Regions from separate parts of the Homo sapiens genome. Here region 1 is linked to region 2. A link is an interaction called in ENCODE POLR2A ChIA-PET data of the cell type or tissue named here. Cell type or tissue: CD4-positive, alpha-beta T cell. All regions are shown on one strand. Links, peaks and the distances in the headings refer to the core of each region. The heading gives the core; the rest is flanking DNA. Region 1 has its middle 34 kb from the start of LINC01891. Region 2 has its middle 110 kb from the start of LINC01891.

Region 1 (2,916 bases), core at 316-2,815, 72 kb before region 2:
ATCATGGGAAGCCACAGAAGTCCATGTCTCCTGCTTGCTATCTGAGCACACTTCCATTTAGATGAGTTGGTACTCGCCGGGTGCGGTGGCTCATGCCTGTAACCCCAGCACTTTGGGAGGCTGAGGCAGGTGGATCACGGGGTCAGGAGTTCGAGACCAGCCTGACCAACATGGTGAAACCCTGTCTCTACTAAAAATACAAAAATTAGCCAGGTGTGGTGGCGCTCACCTGTAATCCCAGCTACTCAGGAGGTTGAGGCAGGAGAATCCCTTGAACCTGGGAGGCAGAGGGTGCAGTGAGCACGGAGATCACACCACTGCACTCCAGCCTGGGCGACAGAGTGAGATTCCATCTCAAAAAAAAAAAAATGACTTGGCAATCCCCTATCTTCACTTCTGCATGTGCCACTACCCACTAAATACAAATACATTATTGCTCAAGCCATGTCAAGCGGATATTTGCTGTTATTTGCAATCATACTCATTCTGCTGGTACACTTCTATTTTTTTTTTTTTTTTAACGGTTAAACCGTCCCTATTTAGGACCACCTGAATGTGATAGTCCTGGGGCGATCATGTAAAAAGTAGAATGGAATCATGCTCATGGAAGCCATCTGAACGTTCAATATTAACGCAAGGCAGGGCAATTATTACTACTCAAGCATCCCCAGAGGGACAAAGGGAACCTCCAGGGACCACTCAGGAAATAATTAAGAAATGCTGGAGGAGTAGCTTTTTTTTTTTTTCAAGACAGAGTCTCATTCTGTTGCCCAGGATGGAGTGCAGTGGCGTGAAGTGATCTCGGCTCACTGCAACATCCGCCTCCCAGATTCAAGCAATTCTCCTGCCTCAGCCTCCCGAGTAGCTGGGATGATAGGCACATGCCACCACGCCTGGCTAATTTTTGTATTTTTAGTTGAGACGGGGTTTTGCCATGTTGGCCAGGCTGGTCTCGAACTCCTGACCTCAGGTGATCCGCCTGCCTCGGCCTCCCAAAGTGCTGGGATTACAGGCATGAGCCGCCTTGCCGGAACTGGAGGAGTAGCTTCTTAAGAAACCACATAACAGGCCGGGTGCAGTGGCTCATGCCTGTAATTCTAGCACTTTGGGAGGCTGAGGTGGGCAGAACAGTCCCAGAACCTGTAGCTGGAACTACAGGAGTGTGCCACCACACCTGGCTATTTTTTTTTGTATTGAGGAGGTTTCACCGTGTTTCCCAGGCTGTTCTTGAACTGCTGAGCTCAAGCAATCCACCCACTTCAACCTCCTAAAGTGCTGGGCTTACAGGCGTGAGCCAGTACGCCCGGCAAGAGTCTACATATTCTGAAGTTATATTCCCATCAATTCAGATTCTGACCTTTCTCCAGGAAATCAAAGAATTCTCTATAAATATTATCTCCTTGCAGCCTCTGCACTGCAAGCAGGCTGACGTCATGTTTGGTTTGCAGTTAGTAAGGAGCAGTTTAACTTGGGGGCTGCAGCCATGGAGTTCAGAGGTTAACAACCAGGCAGCAGCTTTTTGTTCCTGAACTGGGTGGTGCTGCTATTGACAGACCTTCCTTCCCACCCACAACCCCCGCTCTCCCCCTTGCTGCCTTGTTTAGAACCACACTTCTGGGGGCCACCCTTGACAGAGGTTAATTTGAAGTCTCCACTTGGCTGGGCTATGGTGCCCAGATGTTTGGTCAGAGACCAATCTGGATGCTGCTGGGAAGGTACTTTTTAGGTGTGATTAACATTTAAATCTTCTGACTTTGAGTACAGCCAATGATCCTCCATAATGTGGCTGAGCCTCATCCAATCCAAAGGTCTTAAGAGAAAAAGCCTGAGGGCCTGGCATGGTGGCTCACGCCTGTAATCCCAGCACTTTGGGAGGCCGAGGCGGGTGGATCATCTGAGGTCAGGAGTTCGAGACCAGCCTGGCCAACATGGTGAAAACCCATCTCTACCAAAAATACAAAAATTAGCCAGGAGTGGTGATGCATGCCTCTAATCCCAGCTACATGGGAGGCTGAGGTAGGAGAATCGCTTTTGAACACAGGAGGCAGAGGTTGCAGTGAGCCAAGATAACGCCACTGCACTCCAGCCTGGGTGAAAGAGTGAAACTCCGTAGAAGAAAAAAAAAAAGGAGAAAAAGGCTGAGATCCTCCTGAAGACCTGAAAAGCCAGTTCTGCCTCCAGACCCTGCCATTGGACGTGAGCTGCAGCATCCACTCTCTGAGGCCCCAGCCTGCCAGCCTACCCTGCAGATTTCAGACTTGTCAGCCCCCACAATTGAGGGAGCCAATCCCTTAAAATAAAGCTCGCTCTCTCTCTCCCCCACCTCTGTCTATAGATAGACATAGATATAGAGATATAGATGTACATAGATCCTGTTGGTTCTGTTTCTCTGAAGAATACTAATACACCATTCAAGGACATTGAGTTTTATATTAAAACTATATTTAACCCAAGTCTGTGAGGAAAACCCCAAACAAACCAAAACTGACGGACATCCTATAAAACTCCTAACCAACACTCCTCAAAGGAGTCAAGGTCATCAAAAACAAGAAAAGGCCGGGTGCAGTGGCTCATGCCTCTAATCCCAGCACTTTGGGAGGCCAAGGTGGGCAGATTACTTGACGTCAGGAGTTCGAGACCAGCCTGGCCAATATGGTGAAACCCATCTCTACTAAAATTACAAAAATTAGCTGGGTCTGGTAACATGTGCCTGTAGTCCCAGCTACTCGGGCAGGAGTATCGCTTGAACCTGGGAAGCGGAGGCTGCGGTAAGCCGAGGTCATGCTACTGCACTCCAGCTTGGGCGACAGAGCAAGACTATGTCTCAAAAGAAAAGAAAAGAAAAGAAAAGAAAAGTTGGAGCAACTGTCACAGCCCAGAGAACCCTGCAGAGCTAGGACAATTGAATGTCATGTG
Region 2 (2,916 bases), core at 231-2,730:
ATGAAGGCAGGAATCCTATCCTATTTTCCCCCGGGTATCCTCAACACCTAAAACATTACCAATATTTCTTTTTGAAGAAATGAGAATAGATATACAATGTGAAAATATTATAAAAAGATAAAACATAAGTATACAAAATTAAGAAGAAAAATGTGGGAATAATATGCAGAGAAGATAAAATTAAAATATTTCTTCAAATTTAAAAGCCTTTATGGGATGGAAAATAACATTTATCAAAATGAAGTTAACAAGAAAAAAAATCTATAAAGTAACATCTATGAGAAACTTGTTTAAATTATTTCCACATAAGAATCTAAGGCCTGGTAGTTCAATCTATGATTATTGTTTTAAAATCTGAAAAGTCTGCAATATCTGTGCAATATAAACTGTTCCAAAGTACACTTTTAAAGTGTGTGGGCTGGGTACAGTAGCTCACACCTGTAATCTCAACATTTTGGGAGGCTAAGGTGGGAGGATCACTTGAGCCCAGGAGTTTGAGGATGCAGTGAGCTATGATCACAACACTGCCCTGCAGCCCGGGCAACAGAGCAAGTCCCCATCTTAAAAAATAAAACATAAAGTATGTGTGGGGGCTGGAGAAAGGGTAGAAAAATCCATCCTGTAAGTGTGGTAAAGAATGTATTTATATTAACAATATTAGCTGTCTCATATCCAATGCTTAAAATGTTTTGACTACCATAAAATTAAAAGTTTTTTTTTAATGTGTCAAGAAATGTCATAAAGAATGATGAGTGAAGTAGCAACTCAGAAAAATACTGGCTATGCTGATAGAAAATTAGAAAAAAGAAGCAGGCCGGGAGTGTTGGCTCATGCCTGTAATCCCAGCACTTTGGGAGGCTGAGGCTGGTGGATCATGAGGTCAGGAGTTCGAGACCAGCCTGGCCAGCATGGTGAAACCCCGTCTCTACTAAAAATACAAAAAATTAGCTGGGTCTGGTGGCACACACCTGTAATCCCAGCTACTCAGGAGGCTGAGGCAAGAGAATTGCTTGAACCTAGAAGGCAGAGGTTGCAGTGAGCCGAGATCACGCCATCGTACTCCAGCTTGGGTGACAGAGCGAGACTTCATCTCAAAAAAAAAAAAAAAGAAAGAAAGAAAAGAAAAGAAAAAAGAAACAACAGTAAGGCAGCAGGTCACATTTATTGAGAGATGCAAATGCATTATAAATAGATGTTATTTTTAATGCTATCATTAGAGATTTAAGAAATACTAACTTAAACAAGACCAGATTTGGAAACATGAAAATAAAAGGTAATGCTCAACGTTAACCAGTGTGGTGGGAACTAGTACTCACATACAATGCTAGTTGGAGTCAAATTTGAACAACTTTTGTGAGGGTAATTTGACAAGATGTATCATGGGCCTTAAAAAATGTTCACATTCTCTCAACCCCAAAATTCCACTTTTGGGAATAACACTTTTTATCCAGGAATATCACCTCTTGGACTATGAAAGATACACTCAAGAATGCAACCAAAGAGGCCTGTCGTGCATTGTCACAATCATGGAACCAGGACTGACATTTTGTTGATATAAATGTTTCAAGGTATTTTCACTCACACTTTCTCACTTAATTCTCACAAAATCTCTTGGTGATAGGTTTAGTATCCCCCATTTCAAAATTTCCAAAGCAATAAATAAGAAGCTCAGGTGAGTCAAGGAACTTCCTCAAAATCCAAGAGCTAACTGGAACTGGAGCTTAACTGAGTCTAGGTCTTCTAAGGTCTTGCTTAGTGTTCTTTGTACTTGATCTCACGGCTCTGACCATGTTCAGATGATAGACACGGACCTCAGAAAGTGTCTGGTTCACACAAGCCCCTGGGTTGGATAAGTAACTTAGGGTCAGAGGAAGTAAGTCAGCATTGGTTAGCAGATGGCTGAACATGACTTCCTGCTTCCAGTAAATATTCTTGTGGTTGCAACAAGTGTTTCTCTAACTTTCACAGCAAAGTGGAGAAGTATTCCAAGTCATGCCTGCGCCATCAGGAAAAGATTTTGGGAAGCCACGAGGCAGCTGAGACACTCCTGAGGGTTGTTTCAGCCCATATTTAGCTCCCTCAATCCTCCTCGCCTCACGCGCTGCCCAACGTTCTTCTTCTTTGTGCCCACCGGGGCAGTTGAATCCTCATCTTTGCAGAAGTGAATAATATTTTGAACATGTTGGGGAGAAATAGTCTCCTGAAAACATAAGGCTGGGGATTTACAGTCCCTGATACCGGTGGGTCTTACACTTTATTGTGAGCAAGAATCACCTGGAAGCCTTGTTAAAAAATGCAGATTCCAGGGCTCTGTCAATCATGTTTCTGACCCAGCAGCTTTGGAGTAAACCCAGAGATGTTTTAACAGTTGGTCTGAATCAGAGGCAAAGAGTCCAAGGAGCACAATGGCAGCGGAACAGTTTTCTATCTCCTGTTATTTCTTGACTTATGATCACTTCCCCAGGGCCCGATGGGCATTTAAGTCCAACCTTTAGGACCATTCTTCCTCTGTCTTTGATGCATTTTAAAGCATCATTTTTGCTTGTCTTTTTCCAAGACCAGGTAGCAGCCAATTCCAGACTTGGCCTATTTATTGATGCTGTCTTGAATCCCCATAATATTAATTGCTGGCTTTACCACTCCTTTCTTCATGTTGGTGTTTGGAGAAACAATTATCTTGCATTCCCATATCAGCCGTTAGCTCATGCCACAGGCAATTCATTTATTCAACACAGGTCGAATGGGAGCTCCCAGGTGGTACAGAAACTATACTGCAAGGCTCAGAAAATATTTTCTTTGCAGGTGACTAAGATGGCTGTGTCTTCTGGCCAGCAGAGAACCATGCACCCCTCCTCTGGTTGTCATGACCAGCTTCACTGGTGTGGGACCAGTGCAGCCCCACAGGGCCCTAAGCAT

The links. ChIA-PET counts read pairs that join two places held together with the same protein. Peaks named below come from ENCODE experiments on the same cell type or tissue, not always from the same donor. Only the 100,000 strongest peaks of a DNase experiment are listed, where the experiment ranks them.
Region 1: POLR2A ChIA-PET joins it to region 2 with 5 read pairs; 7 of 35 experiments call an interaction of 5 or more read pairs at or near these places.

What each region holds. Positions count from the first base shown.
Region 1 is chr2:234,419,198-234,422,113 of GRCh38, reverse strand. No RefSeq gene overlaps it. Among named protein-coding and RNA genes, the nearest start is that of LINC01891, 34 kb to the left of the region's middle. In CD4-positive, alpha-beta T cell, for the core only: no CTCF peak of the experiment used is centred there; a DNase peak (open chromatin) is centred at 1,563; H3K27ac peaks cover 1,671 bases.
Region 2 is chr2:234,347,317-234,350,232 of GRCh38, reverse strand. No RefSeq gene overlaps it. Among named protein-coding and RNA genes, the nearest start is that of LINC01891, 110 kb to the left of the region's middle. In CD4-positive, alpha-beta T cell, for the core only: no CTCF peak of the experiment used is centred there; no DNase peak of the experiment used is centred there.